Linked DNA regions of Homo sapiens: region 1 is linked to region 2. The links are chromatin loops, found by intact Hi-C in ENCODE. Cell type or tissue: PC-3. All regions are shown on one strand.

The links. Peaks named below come from ENCODE experiments on the same cell type or tissue, not always from the same donor. Only the 100,000 strongest peaks of a DNase experiment are listed, where the experiment ranks them.
Region 1: it touches region 2 in a loop (2.7-fold over the local background); 8 of 110 quality-filtered maps call a loop at or near these places.

What each region holds. Positions count from the first base shown.
Region 1 is chr11:76,366,966-76,374,965 of GRCh38, reverse strand. All of the region lies in intron 1 of THAP12 (THAP domain containing 12), which reads left to right. Among named protein-coding and RNA genes, the nearest start is that of THAP12, 10 kb to the left of the region's middle. RefSeq lists a silencer at 3,524-3,633. In PC-3, no CTCF peak of the experiment used is centred here; a DNase peak (open chromatin) is centred at 3,605; H3K27ac peaks cover 712 bases.
Region 2 is chr11:76,509,803-76,517,802 of GRCh38, reverse strand. EMSY (EMSY transcriptional repressor, BRCA2 interacting) reads right to left here. Exons shown (of 22, transcript NM_001300942.2): 11 at 4,268-4,417; 12 at 1,491-1,661. Among named protein-coding and RNA genes, the nearest start is that of EMSY, 69 kb to the right of the region's middle. In PC-3, a CTCF peak has its summit at 4,487; no DNase peak of the experiment used is centred here.

The DNA of each region.
Region 1 (8,000 bases), 140 kb after region 2:
GGTGAGGGCTCACTCTTGGCTTCTTAGATGGTGCCTTCTTGTTGTGTTCTCACATGGCGGAAGGGGCAAATAAGGCTTCCCCGTCATGACCTAAGTCATCTCCCAGATGCCCCACCTCCCAACACCACTGCACTGGGGATTGTTTCAATATGAATTTTGAGGGGATGCAGACATTCAGACCATAGCAATCCCCAAGATCCTTTCAGGGAGTCCACAATGTCAGAACTATTTTCATAATAACACTGATATTATTTGCATTTTTCATATTTGGTCTCTCAGGAGTGGACAGTGGAATTTTTGGGTTGCTACATAACATGATGGCATCATTGCTTTGATAAATTTTGTGTTGTGTTTTCTAGAATTTTCTAAATATTATTCAGATCTGAGTGTTCAGTAGACATTTTCTCAGAAATAAACAAGCCTGCCACTTCAAGGAGAACAACTGATAATTTGAGCATTCAAGTTGAAAATTAGAATTTTGGAAAATTTATGTGCCACTGTGAGCTTGACAGCTCTCTAATACTTAAAGACTTTTCTGGTGAGATCACTGATGATACTGATGTGTTTTTTTTTTTTTTTGTATAATGAATTGCATTAACATTTATATGGTATGTATAACTCACTGAACTAATATTTTCCAAATGACCAATTTATGGTTTTACAGAGACATACATGGATAAAAGTGCAAGATAGACTATGGGATTTTTTATGTACTAGGGCATGAAAAAGCTCATTGGTCTGGTCTCAGATGTCACATTTCAACTAATCTTGAAGAAACTACCACTTGTGGAGAATTCACAATTATATGGAAAAAAGAGGAGTATTGTAATAACCTTTTTAACTGCATATCGTTATGAGGCTAGATTTTCTTCATATATTTCAACCAAAACAACATATAGCAATAGATTAAATACAGAAGCAGATGTGAGAATCTAGCTGTCTTCTGTTAAGCTGGACGTTAAAGAGATTTGCAAAAATGAAGAAGTGTCATTTTTCTCACTAAATATTTTTGTTTTGGAAAATGCAATTTTTTATTAAAACGTTATTTGTGTTAACATAAGGTTGGTATTTTAATGAATTAATAAATATTTTTAAAATTTTTCTGATAAATGTTGTTAGGTAAAATCCACATAAAAGATCTTTGGAGTCCTCAATAATGTAATAGTGCAAAGGAATCCTGGGACTATGAAGTTTGAGAATTGCTGCTCTAAAATGTGAGCAGCAAATTTCAAACTTTTTTTTTTTTTGAGGGGTCTTACTCTGTCACTCAGGCTGGAGTGCAGTGGCAGGAGCATGGCTCACTGCAGCCTCAACCACCTGGGCTCAAGCAATCTTCCAGCCTCAGCCACCCAAATACCTGGGACTATAGGTGCCCATCACAACCCCCGGCTAATTTTTGAAAAAAATTTTTTTTAGAGACAGGGTCTCACCATGTTGCCCAGGCTGGTCTTGGACTCCTGAGCTGAAGCATTCCCCCCTTGTTCAGCCTCCCAAAGTCTTAGGATTGCAGATGTGAGACACCACGCCCAGCCTGAAGTACTTTCATATCAACTCATTTAATCTTCCAAACAATGGGGTGAGTTGTAATAATAGTACTTCTTTTTCCTTTTTTTTTTTTTTTTGAGACAGTGTCTCACTGTCACCCAGGCTAAAGTGCAATGACACGATCTCCAGTCATTGCAACCTCTGCCTCCTGCGCTCAAGTAATTCTCCTGCCTTATCCTCCCAAGTAGCTGGGACTGCAGGTACATACCACCATGCCTGGCTAATTTTTATATTTTTTGTAGAGACAGGGTTTCGCCATGTTGCCCAGGCTGGAACAGTACTTACGTAGTGTATTCTTTGTGACAGGCACTGCTCTGTTATATACTTCTCTGTTATATATACATTATTTCATGTTACCCTTGCAGTAAATTTTGAGGTAGTCCTTGCTTTACAGATGACCAAAGTAGGTACAGAGAGGTTAGCTAACTTTTTTAAAGGCCCTGCAGAAATGTCTAAAACCTTAAGAGCAGGTAGGACAGGATAAAATAGGTATTACCCGAACTTTTTTGACCGTGGAACCCTGTTTTTTTTTTGGAGACAGGTTCTTATTCTGTCACCCAGGCTGGAGTGCAGGAGCACAATCATTGCTCACTGCAGTCTCCATCTCCCAGGCTCAAACAATCCTCCCATCTCTGCCTCCCAAGTAGCTGGGGACCATAGGCGCACGCCACCACACTTGACTAATTTTTTAATTTTTTATAGAGACAAGGTCTCCCTATATTGTCCAGGCTGGTCTTGAACTCCTAGCCTCAAGTGATCCTCTTGCCTTGGCCTCTCAAAGTGCTGGTATTATGAGCCACCATGCCCGGTCCCTTTTTTTTTTTTTTTTTTAAATGTAACAGTTCTGACTGGGCATAGTCACTCAGGCCTGTAATCCCAGCACTTTGAGAGGCTGAGGCAGGAGGATGGCTTAAACCCAGGAGTTTGAACTTAGAATGAGCTATGATTGCACCAGTGTGCTACAGCCTGGGCGACAGATTGAGGCCCTGTCTCTCTCTCTCTTTTTTTTTTTTAGAAGCAATTCTTTGAACAGGATTCCTTGGAATACACTTTTAGAAATGCTGCATTAGTAAGAAACCAATGAGGGAAAAACATCAAAAACAAAACAAAGAAGTAATCAGTGATGGTTGACTAGTGCTGAAGGTGTTTAAGGTGTGTACAGAAAGTGGCTGCACGCAGTGGCTCACGCCTGTAATCCCAGCACTTTGTGAGGTTTAGGCGGGAGGATCGCTTGAGCCCGGGAGTTTGAGACCCACCTGGGCAACATAATGACACCTCTTCTCATTACTTTAAAAATGAAATAAAAGATAGGCCAGGCACGATGGCTCACGCCTGTAATCCCAGCACTTTGGGAGGCCGAGGCGGGTGGATCACCTGGTCAGGGGTTCGAGACCAGCCTGGCCAACATAGCGAAACCCCATCTCTACTAAAAGTACAAAAATTAACCGGGCATGGTGGGGGGTGCCTGTAATCCCAGCTACTCAGGAGGCTGAGGCAGTAGAGTAGCTTGAACCCAGGAGGCAGAGGTTGCAGGGAGCCAAGATTGTGCCACTGCACTCCAGCCTGAGCGACAAGAGCAAGACTCCACCAAAAAAAAAAAAAAAAAAAAAGAAAAGTTAAAAATGAAATAAAATCTGTACAGGAAAGTGACCGTTGGATTTGGCAGGATAGGGTCGTTAGTAATTTTCTTGAGCAGTTTCAGTGGAAAAGGGATAGAGTAGGAGCCTCCTTGGCATTGATTAAGGAGACAGTACAACAAGATAAGTGGATGCAGTCCAAATGGATGCTTTAACAAGTTTTGCTATAAAGAGGATCAGGATTAAGAGAGTTTTAAAGATGGGAGACATTAGGGCATGTTTACACTGTGGGAATAATATAGTAAGATAAATGTAGGGAGTTGAGATATTATACATGGAGAGGTGGAAAGTCTTAAATGCCTGGAGTTTTCTGTGTGCATACATATTCATACACATACACCCACATATATGTACACATGTGAGTCAGGAAAACTTTCCCTCAAGAAATGACATTTGCGCTAAGATCTGAAGGCTGAGTCATAGTTAACTGTGCATAGGAAGTGTATAAAAAGCAGCAAGAAGAGTGTAGTAGGCTGAGTAAACAGCGCAGGGAAGGCCCCAGGATAGAAGTGAACACAGTTGTTTATCCTGAGAGTAATGAGAAGCCACTAAAAGCTTAAGCATGGGAGAGACATTCTCAAATTGGCTTTAAAAAATGCTCTGCAGCACGGAGAAGGGGTTAGAGAAGGGCAGATGACCAGTTTGGAAGAGATACTAGTAGACCAGGTAAAAAATTATGGTAGCTTGGACCAGGGTGTTATTGATGGAGAGAAGCAGATGGATTTGGGGAGTCATTCCACTGTGCTAAGGGAAAAGTCTACAAAATCTGGAGTACAGGGAACAGAACAATGACAGGGAGAGCTGGGAAAGGGGAGGCATTGGTAAAAATTTGAGACGAGTATGTAAGTGGGTATGTATGTATATAAATATATATACATATTCATAATACACATATGAATACACATGTGAAAACACTTATTGTGGTCATATATATATATATTTTTTTTTTTTTTCTTTTTTTTTGAGACGGAGTCTCGCTCTCTTGCCAGGCTGGAGTGCAGTGGTGCGATCTTGGCCTACTGCAACCTCCACCTCCCGGATTCAAGTGATTCTCCTACCTCAGCCTCCCGGTCATATATAATTTTTATAATTTTATTCATGTAAAAACGTATACATAGAAGAGCTACGTGCGGTGGCTCATGCCTGTAATCCTAGCACCTTGGGAGGCCGAGGCAGGACGATCACTTCACCCAGGCGTTTCAGACTAACCTGGGGAACATGGTGAAACCCCGTCTCTACAAAAAATACAAAAAGTTAGCCAGGCATGGTGGCGTGTGCCTGTAGTCCCAGCTACATGGGAGACTGAGGTGGGAGAATCGCTTGAACCCAGGAGATGGAGGCTGCAGTGAGCCGAGATTGCACCACTGCACTCCAGCCTGTGCAACAGAGTGAGATCCTCTCTCTCAAAAAAAAACCCCAAAAAACATATGCACAGAAGATCACAAATGATAACTGTACATCATGTTGGATTTTCAGAGTAACATATCCATGAAAATTTCACCGGGATTTTTAAAAAATAGAGTATCACTAGCGTCCCAAACTTCCTCTGCTTCATGGTTCTCCCAGCCATTATCCCATTCTCCCCAGTGGTAGCCACTGTGACTTCACATACCTTGGATTAGTTAGGTTTTGGGGGGAAGAGGGAGAATGAATGGAAGCTTTATTATTGTTTGAGATATAGAACATTAGCAGCACCTCAGTAGCCTCTTTTGTGCCCACTCCCAGTTGTTACCCTCCCCAAATGTATCTGCTATTCCATCACTGTGTTGAGGCGGAGCCAGACCACCCCATATTTAAAGATTCACTAGAAGGGCTTGCAGGACTCAGTATATGGTTGTACTCACAGTGAAGATTTATTGCATTGTAGTAAGGATACACATCTGGATCATGAGGGAAAAAGACAGGCACAGTCTGAAGGAATCCATGTATAGGCTTCCCTATGCTCCGTCTTTCCCATGAGGGGGTCACCCAGAGCCCGTTTTTCCCCAGTGGTGGAAATGTGGCAACACGTGCCGTGTTTCTGTGGAGAGAAGACCGTTAGAGACGTAGTGTCCGAGGTTTTTACTGGGTCCTGATCACATAGGCAGCCTCTGCCTGGCATATAATAAAATTCCAAATTCCCAGAAGGGATGGCAGGTGTTCAGCAGGTGTGCTTGTTTGCACAAGCAGTCTAGGCACATTGAGCTGCATTATCAGTTAGGAAAAATTTTATTTCTGTGTATGGAACTGTTTACCAACCAAGTTCCCGGATACCAGCCCAAGGTCCTTAACAAACAGGCCTTTCTAAGGACAGCAGCCTGAGGTCTGCTGTGTTAACTCTTTTTCTGAACAATCACTATGAATGAGTTTTGCCTGTTCTAGAATTTCATATCAAAGGAATCATGTAGTATGTACTCCTGGCTTCTTCTGCTTAACATTACGTTTGTGAGATTGTAGATAGTTTGTTCATTTCATAGCCAAGTAGTATTCCATTGAATGAATATACCACAATTTATCCATCCTGCTGTTGATGGGCAAAGTTACTTCACCTTCTCCCCAATATTTGGTATTACCTCTTTTACATTGTAGTCATTCTTGTGGGTATGTAGTAATTTGTTTTGGCTTTAATTAGCATTTCCCTGATGGCAAATGAGATCGAGCATTTTTTTTTCATCTATGTATTGCCATTTTTATAACCTTTTTATTATAAAGTGCCTGTTCAAGGCCCCTTGCCTATTTTTATGTTGGGTTATTTATTTGTAGGAGTTCTTCATATATATTTTGAATGTGAGTCCATTGTTAGATATATGTATTGCAAATATCTGACATTTTGTGGTCTGCCATTTCACTCTTAAATGGCTTCTTTTAATGAAGAAAAGTTATTAACTTTAAAGTAGCCTAATTTATATATCTTTTCCTCTAGCATTTGTGCTGTTGCCTTAAGAGATCTTTATTCCAAGGTCATGAAGATAATCTCCTGTGTTATCTTTTAGTGGCTTTATTGTTTTACCTTTCATATTTAGATCTCCAATCACTTGGAACTTATTTTTGTGTATGGTGTACAAGTAGGAGTTAAGATTTATTTTTTTCATGTAGATATTCAGCTGACTCGGCCCTATTTATTGGAAAAGAAAAATCCATATTTGCTGCTGTTCAGAGCTACCTTTAAGTATCTGCAGTGCTCTATTTTGTTTCACTGTTCTGTCCTTCTGCCAGTACTTGTCTTAATAAGCTTTACAGTAAGTCTTAATATCTGGTAGTGTAATTCTTTCAACCTCCTTTTTCCTCTCTCTCTCTCAAGATTATCTTGGTTATCCCTGGTTCTTTAATGTTGTGTATAAAAAGTTTTAGAATAATTTGTCATTTCTTTCTCTTGCTCTCTCTCACAAACTTACTGGGCTTGTGATTATATTGAATTAGTAAATGGGTTTGGGGAGAATTGACATCTTTGGAATTTAGTGTGCCAGTTCATAAACTTGTGTATTTATTTAAGTTTGCTTTAAAAAGATTATTAGAGGTCTTGCACTTCTTTCACTAGATTTATTCTTAAGTAGTTCATATAGAAAGTCAGGTGTATTTGATTAGGCTCTCTGCCTGATGCCCATTCTGTTCTTGATTGTCTGAATAAGAGTTGCTGTTGATATCAGAAAGCTGTTTCAACTTAGTTCGGAGGTAATATGTACAGTATTGCTCTGTGTGGAAGGTCTCCAGAGATTTAAGAATTTAAAAAACAAACAACTGTAGCAGTATGGCAAATTATTTTATAGTGAGATCGTTTTTATACTTAATATTTGGATTTTGAAACATGAAATGTTTATAATCATAATGTACAACTGTGTAAAAGTGTGATTAAATTGTGAACATCTTAGGCATCGTTACTGTGAGCAGTAATACTTGTTGGTCAAATGAAATGCTGTACAATTTAGGTGTAGTTTTTTAAAAATCATAGCATTTTACCTTGATTTGACATTTTTAGAGTAGAGAGAATTAAGTGTCAGGGGCATGTATGTTGGGGGGAGGTGGACAATAGTGTTAAAACATAAAAAAAAAATACTGTGATTTAATTATAAAGGAATATGTTGGGCCGGGCGCAGTGGCTCGCGCCTGTAATCCTAGCACTTTGGGAGGCCAAGGTGGGCAGATCACCTGCGATCTGGAGTTCGAGACCAAGCTAGCCAACGTGCTGAAACCCCATCTGTACTATAAATACAAAACTTAGCTGAGTGTCGTGGTGCACGCCTATAATCTCAGCTCCTTGGGTGGCTGAGGCAGGAGAATTGCTTGAACCTGGGAGGCAGAGGTTGCAGTGAGCTGAGATCACACCACTGCACTCCACCCTGGGCTAAAGAGCAAGACACCATCTCAAAAAAATAATTTGTGATACTGTTTATCCACGGCAGAACTTTTATTCTTAGAAATTTGAGGAATGGGCCGGGCGCGGTGGCTCACGCCTGTAATCCCAGCACTTTGGGAGGCCGAGGCGGGCAGATCACCTGAGGTCGGGAGTTCGAGACCAGCCTGACCAACATGGAGAAACCCAGTCTCTACTAAAAATACAAAATTAGCCAGGCGTGGTAACGCATGCCTGTAATCCTAGCTACTTGGGAGGCTGAGACAGGAGAATCGCTTGAACCCGGGAAGCAGAGGTTGCAGTGAGCCAAGATCATGGCATTGCACTCCAACCTGGGCAACAAGAGCAAAACTCTGTCTCAAAAAAAAAAAAGAAAAGAAAAGAAATTTGAGGAAAGATCTAGTTGTGACTTTAGCAAGTTACTTAATATTTCTGTGCCTTCATCTGCACAAGGGGGATATTAATAGTACCCATCTTTGGAAAGGACT
Region 2 (8,000 bases):
TGGAAAAGTCTCTACTCATGTACACTCATGCACTTGAAGTAGCAACTAACATGAATGGTTTTATAATTCAATACAAAGATGGATAACACATTATACATGTATAAGATATATAAATTTCAAATGACATCTCTGCTTTTAGGAAAATGTGCTTGCTTGTATTGCTCTAACCAGGTACAAAGCAGCTACATTATGCATTAGGTCTGAAAATAGAGGACTCATGACATCCAAACATTCCTTCAAGCTATATGAAACTATAAATTCATGTATAAGTAAAGAAAAATCCTTAAGGTCATAAAAAACTACCTACCAATGAAATATAAGATCCCTTTTTGACAAATGTTTAACTGAGTAAGTGCTTTATACTATGTAAAGATATTGTCAAGTAATAAATTACAATTTAAGTTTTAACTGTGTTATTTAAAGTATCCTCTTAAAAGCTGGAGTACAATGATTCTTTCCCTACTGGTTTCACCCTCCTCAGTCTGGCAAACATCGGATTTTCTCACTTACACTTAAAAGTAGAGCCAAAATTAACATCTTTAAATATAACACTTTATGCCAATATCATGCTCTGCTTTGCTTTTTTTTTCACTCCCTGAGTTATCAGCAACATCAAATTACTGCCAGGAACTTCAATCCCTTGACTTTAAAATGTTAGAACAACTCACCTGGGGCATACAAAATATGACTTGTCTACAAAAATGGTAGATAATTAAAGTCTACAGTCTTGCTTAATCTGGGATTATTTACATCATTTTAATTAAAAATAATAATCGATGAAAACAGATGCCATTTTAACATTCCACATTAGGGTCCACAACCCAAGAACTGCAGAGATTAATGAGCCAATAAAAACCAGGTATGGTTTCAATATACCAATAAATAGGCAGATGGTTGGCTTTCACTATTAAAGTAAAATATTTCTGAAAAGCAAAGTTAATATAAATGGCAAAAGGCAAATAAAGTATTCAAATATTTTTATTTTTAATAAACTAAAGTGACATCAGTAATTGAAATTATGAGATATGTTCCCTAAAACATATTCAGAACAAATAAGAGTTCTTCCACTTTCTAACTCTAATTGGTCTTGGACAGGTCAATTTGATCTCTCTAAAGCCAAATCTATCTTCATTTGTAAATTCAGCACAATAGCAACCACCTCAGAGTTGTTATGGGGTCTGAATAGGTTGACAAATAGAAGGATACTTTGCAAATGAAAAATCTCTATGCAAATTTAAACTATAATCTTTCCACTCTGACTAAAAGCAACTAAAGGTTCTTTCCATTTTAAAACTATCAAAAGCTTTATATGTGAATATTGAATATTAAAACTAAAAACTTTATTTAATCATGAAACATAAGGACTAAAACAAAGCTTTAGATTTCTAAGCAAAAAATTGAGATCAAATATAATCCTTCAATGAAGTAAGTTTTTTTTTTCCTCTCAATGAAGGCCACCTATACCTTTAACATATTTCAGATATACCTACCAGAAACTATATTACTGCTAATTATCTTGCCCCCCAAGGTAGCTAATGATTTGGGTACTACTGTAATGATGCTACCACTCGTAGTTTTCACATAGGTTGCAGCTCCAGGGGTTGCAGCCATCCGACCAATGGATGGGCTCACTGTTGGCCGGGTATAGGTTGCTTGTGTGCCTACAGAAAGGGAAAAGCCAAAAGAAAAACTTGTCATTGCTTACAGAAGAATGATAATTAATACAGTTTAACTGTAATTCCATATAATCTACATTGCTATAACTTGAAAATGGAATTTCAAGGTGTCAAGACATTAATTTATAATTTTACAGCCAGTTTTCAACACATATAGCAAGTACTACAGCCAAGTCAATTTAAATTAATTTTACACATAAAATTTTGTGATGTGTTGCATCAAATTACTAACCCAAGAAAAAGTAGAGTTAACTCTGTTCCCTTCTTCCACTACCCTTCTTCTACTAGTTTTATGCCAAAAGAAACAAATTTAATCATCTTTCCTGCCAGAGTATTTTAGATATTTCTGTCATAGATTTTAAGGTCTCTGCATCTGTTTTATGCTGTCTTAGTGCCAAACCCAATGTTGGCATTGAGCAAATAAGGCAGTATTGTTTGCCTAAAGTTTTACAAACTTTCATTGCTTTGTACTCTGCTACCCTCTAAATATACGTCCACCTTTAAAGGGTTGGTTATTCTATCATTTTAGTAAAGATTAAAGTTAAAGCTGCCTAGAGTTGCCAGGAATATTTCTCTTTAGCCTAAAATTTTCTCTATTTACCTATTTCCTCAACTTTAGACCTGTTAGACTATTTTTCTTCATGTGTCTCAAAAGATTTTATACCCTTCCCCACTATTTCTAACACTTTTTTCTTTTCTCCAAACAGGAATTAAAAGCTAACTACATGAGTCTGTTGTAGTTTCTTACAAATCCAGTAACTCAGAAAGGCTATTCCTAAATTAAGCATCAATAGCCTTAGGGAGAATGAAAAAAAAATGACTAAGATAACATCATCTTCACTTGAAGAAATCTTTCATGATAATCAAATTCACGGACCACTTTGATAGCCATTTTCAATACTCGCCTCCTCCCCCCCCCCAAAAAAATGCTTTTACCAAGTTATTCACCTTTGAAAAATACAACCATTACCCAAAAAGGGAGAACGGGAGGAACAATAAGTAGAATTAGTTTATATTGGTTATAAGCATACATCTGAATGAAAAAAAAAAAAAACCCACAAAACTAGTGCAAAGTAAATATGCTATATGGATACATAGTTTGAATTTGGCAAATTACATCTGGAAAAATTTCAAATTAAGTTTTTGTTAAAAAAAGAAACACTTATTATAACACAGACACATAAATAGACAAAATATTATTCTTCACTACTTTTCCATAACATGAAGAATCATATATGCATAACACTGTTATCTATTTAGAAAAGTTTAGGGGAAGTATGATAAAAATACTAAAGAATAATAGTGTTTAAAAGCACAGGCTTTGCATAGAGACAGAAGGTAGAATGGTGATGCCAGGGACTTCAGAAAGTGGGGAAATGAAGCATTATTGTTGAATGAACACAGAGTTTCAGTTTCGGAAGATGAAAACGTTTTGGAGATAGATGGTGTTGATGGTTATACAACAATGTGAATGTACTTAAGGCCAATGAACTATATATTTGAAAATGGTAAATTTCATGTTATATATATTTTACTGCAATTTAAAAAACAAAAGAAAGCACAGGTTTTGGAGTCAAACTGGTTCAATCCCCAGTTCTGCCTCTTTTTGGCTACATGACCTTGGGGAAGTTGCTGAAAATGGAGATAATAAAGCCTAAAGGATATGAAGTGCAATGTCTGTAATGACCTTTACACACTGGCCAATAAATGACAGCTTATAAGCTTGAGACAGGTATCATTTTACACTATTTAAATTCTGTCATCTAAATACTAGCCATCCTCAAAAAGTTTGGTTAAAGAGTCATACATTTAAAATAACGGTAATGGCTAATTATAATATTAATAGTGACAACTATTGAGCACTATGCCGGGGACTTTCTACATACCTGATTTCATTTAGTACTTATAATAACGTTATGGCATAGGTATTATTATCCCATTTAAATAAACAAGGAAAAAAACAAAAACAAATAAACAAAGAAAAACATTTAGAGAGATTAAGTAATCTGCTCAAGGTCACATTTTAGATAGTGTTACTATCCAAAATGTTCAACACTGTCACTTCCTCCAGCATATGCTGGTTGCTTGCCTATCAGGGCACAATACCATTCTGTGCTTCCCTCAGTCTCAGTAACGCTTACTAAACTGTAATGTAACATATACTCTTCTCAACTTCATCAGAGTGAAATCCTTGTGGGTTGGGACTGTTTTAATTCATTCAGCAAATCCTGACTGAGCACCTACTTACAGACTAGCTCTATATATGTGGTAAATAAAAAGGATATGGTCCCTTACGCTCACAGAGCTTATGGTCCAATAAAAGGAACAATATCAAACAAATCAATATACAACTAGATACCTAAGAAATTATGGGAAGTGCTATAAAGGAAAAGAACAAAGGATCATTAGAAAGAATAACAAAAGAAAGTTAACGTCAGGGCAGTCAGTAGGGGTGTGAGAATCAAGAAAGGCCTCTTTGAAAAACTGTCCCATTAATCTCTATATCCCAAGTGTCAAGCATATTGCTGGTACAGAGAAACTGTTTGATGAATGTATGATGAATAAATGAACTGATGCTCAAGAGAACTTACCAGTAGGAGTGGTTACCAGTTTAGTTGTCATAATTGCACCATTACTGCTAACCACCATAATAGGGGAATTGCTACTGGTGGGTAGAGTTGCTGTCACTGGTTTGGGTAAGATTTTACTTGGTTGAACCTGTTGTGTGATGATTTTAACACCTTTGAAAGAAGAAAGATAAATCTCAGCACAAATTATTTTTAAATACATGTCCCTTATACCAACCCAAGAGGGCAGTAGTCACACACATTTACTCAGTCTTGTCTAAAGAGAAGTTTTTTTTAATACTGATGAAACTCTAAACTTTTATTCCTCAAATTCCTATCTTTCTTAGTTTATTTCTCATTTCAGAAATGCAACTAAAACATTGCATTAACAAACTTCATAAAGAAAAACAAATCTTTTGTCTATGATTGTGTTATACAAGAGCTTTCAAACCAAATTATCCACTGGACTTGACTTTACAGGCAAATAATCCTTTCCATACAAATACTTAGGATGAAAGGACTAGCATAAGAGGTCAGAAACAAAAGGTAATGTGCTTTTATGTATCCCCAACTTCGCCAAAATATTCACACAACTCCTTAAACTTACATAAAAGCTGTTGAAAATTATAAAGACAAAGAACATTTTTTGTTTGAATTTTTTAACTGCCTTCTTTTAAAATAATTTTTAATAGCTCACTTTGTCAAATACAGGATACAAAAAAAGATACATTATTATTCTACCTACACAAAAAAATGTGTGTGGACAAGAACTTGAAGGTGATAGGCAAAAATAAAACTAAAGTGCTAGGGTGGTGATTTATGGTTTTTTTTTTTTTTACATTTTCTAAATTTTTCTTTATAATGCCATAATTGTTACATTGACTTTCCAAATGTAAACATTCTTTTAACCCTTTTCCCATTTAGAAAAAAAAAAAGTGTAGCTTGCTGCCTGCATTCATTTAATTTTATATAAACATGCTCTTTGAGGCTGAAACAAATCTGAGTGATTTTCAATGTGAAAATAAAATATAAAAACTGTTTTTGAGAACTATGTTAACATCACACATAGGAATGCTAGCTTCTAGGATTTGACATTTTCAGCAATTGAGAATTACTATATTTTGTAAACGGAAATACCACTACTAAAAACAGAATGCTATAAATAGAATAATGTCTTTTGTTTCCAAAGTCAATATACTAGAGCAATGCAAAAATAATAATCAAAGCAAGATATTTCCTGGCAAAGTTATCTTGGGGTAAATGCTACAGCTGCAAGCACCACCAGCAAGTATTCTCGGGGTAAATGAGAAAAGGGTTAAAATAAAATTTCCTATGCCAACTATAAATTTAAATTGGTAGCTAAGGAAGGAAATTTTTGGTAACACTCTTTCCCCACTACTATCTTCACTGAAATAATTCATGAGTTAAAATATGTTGTTATAGACAACTAAGAATTATATTACTTTTTGAGATGGTGATTTAGGTTAAGACATTAGGAAGCAAACAGATCTATTTATTTAATAGCCTTACATAATTTTAAATTTCTTGTAGCCAACAAAGTTGTTAAAATTATGACATCTAAGTATATAATTAGACAGGCTACATAATCTCTGTGACTCAGTCTCCTCATCCATAAAATAATGATTCTATTAGTATATACCTCATAAGGCTGTTGTTAAGATTAAATAAATCACAACTGTAAAGTTCATAATGAACAGTAAAAATTCAGTAATTATTATGGAAATTTTAAGATTCTGATTATAATAAATCTTAAGCACTGAGGTTTGTGGGGGGAATAATTTCTAGTATTTATTTCATTAGTGAATTACAGTTATTATTATTTTATTATTATTATTATTTTGAGATGGAGTCTCACTCTGTCTCCAGGCTGGAGTACAGTGGTGCAATCTCAGCTCACTGCAACCTCCACCTCCTGGGTTTAAGTGATTCTCCTGCCTCAGCCTCCCGAGTAGGTGGGATTACAGGGGCCTGTCATCATGCCCGGCTAATTTTTTTGTATTTTTAGCAGAGACAGGGTTTCACCATGTTGGCCAGGCTGGTTTTGAACTCCTGACCTCAAGGGACCCACCAGCCTTGGCCTCCCAAAGGGATTACAGGTGTGAGCCACCAGACCCGACCACAATTAAGTAATTCTTAAAGCACATATAAAAAGGAGCTTCTAAAGAAATAAGCACACAGAGAAAAAATTAAGATAATCTTAAAATGACTTTGCTCAATTATATGCAAATAAGTTTAAAATCTGGATCAAATAGGTAATTTTCTAGGAAGTTATTACTTATCAATATTGACCCCAGAAAAGAGAAAAAATGTAAATAGACAAATTTCCACAGATAAAAATTTCAGGAGCTGTACCCCTTTGCCAAAAAGTAGCAGGCTCAGATAGTTGCATTGGAGAATTCTACAGTCTCTTAAAAAGAAAGTAATTCCAATGTACTTAAAGCCATTCCAAATATTGATATCTGGCACGGCGGCATCGGCTCTGCTGGCCCCCTAACCCAGTGAAGCTGGTAAAAATTATAAAACCACCATTGAAAGGGTCCAGAAATCGTGCCAAGGGCAAATAATAAATGAAAAAACATCTACTCAATAAAATCTCAAAAAATTCATTGAGAAAGGCAAAATCTGTGGTATTTAAACCAAGAGCATTTCCTCCTTCCCCACTACTAGCTCAGCAAGGGGTACATTCCATTCCAGATGGCTGCAGTGAAGAAGAACTCGGGATTCCTTCTCTGCCAGCTCCCAGTTGAAAGGTTTTCTTCTCAGGAGAAACCAGACTTCAGATTATATCATCCTGCACTCAGCTACCTACTACTAAGGCTAAGTTCTGGGCAAGAGCAGTATGGATGTGAGAGCTCTCTTATTCTGCCCAGCCCCCAGTTTGTGGACAAAGCTCTACCTTGGGCACAGTACCACTGAGTATACTGAAGTACTGATAGCCCTTGCCCTGGCTTGTGAGGCAGTGACTCCACCACCAAGCGAGGCAAACTGTGAGGACCTTTGGCTGCTCCCCAACCCCTTACCCCGACTCTGTGAGCACTCAGTGCGTAAAGCAGGGGTCTGTCAGAGAAGTCTGTCACTTACCCCACCCTAGATACTTCCTATTTCTGCAAGGTTCCAGTTTCTAAGGTCTGTATCAATGGCATTTTTATTTGTGAATCAATTATTACATTATACTATATTAATTAATTTTAGGCAAGGTCTTGCTGTGTCACCCAAGGTAGAGTGCAATGGTGTGATCATGGCTCACTGCCTTGATCTTCTAGGCTCAAGCAATCCTCTTGCCCCAACCTTCAGAGTAGCTGGGAATACAAGCATATGCCACCACACTCAGCTAATTTTACTATTTTTGTAGAGATAGGGTCTTGCTTTATAGTCCAGGGTGATCTTGAACTCTGGCTTCAAGCAGTCCCCCTGCCTTGGCCTCCCAAAGATCTGGGATTACAGGCATGAGCCACCAAACACAGCCAGTTTATTAATTTTTTTATTAGAGACAGCGTCTTGTTCTGTCACCCAGGCTGAAGTGCGGTGGCATGATGACTGTAACCTTGAACTCCTGAGCTAAAGCAATTCTCCCATCTCAGAATCCCAAAGCACTGAGATTATAGGCATGAGCCACTGCACCTGGTCTATATTTTATTTTTTTGAATAGAGAAAGCATTCATTAAAAACTGACCAGTATAAAAAGTTAGAGTGAATAACTTGTCCTCTTTCCTTGTCCTCTGTCTAGTTCTCCCTT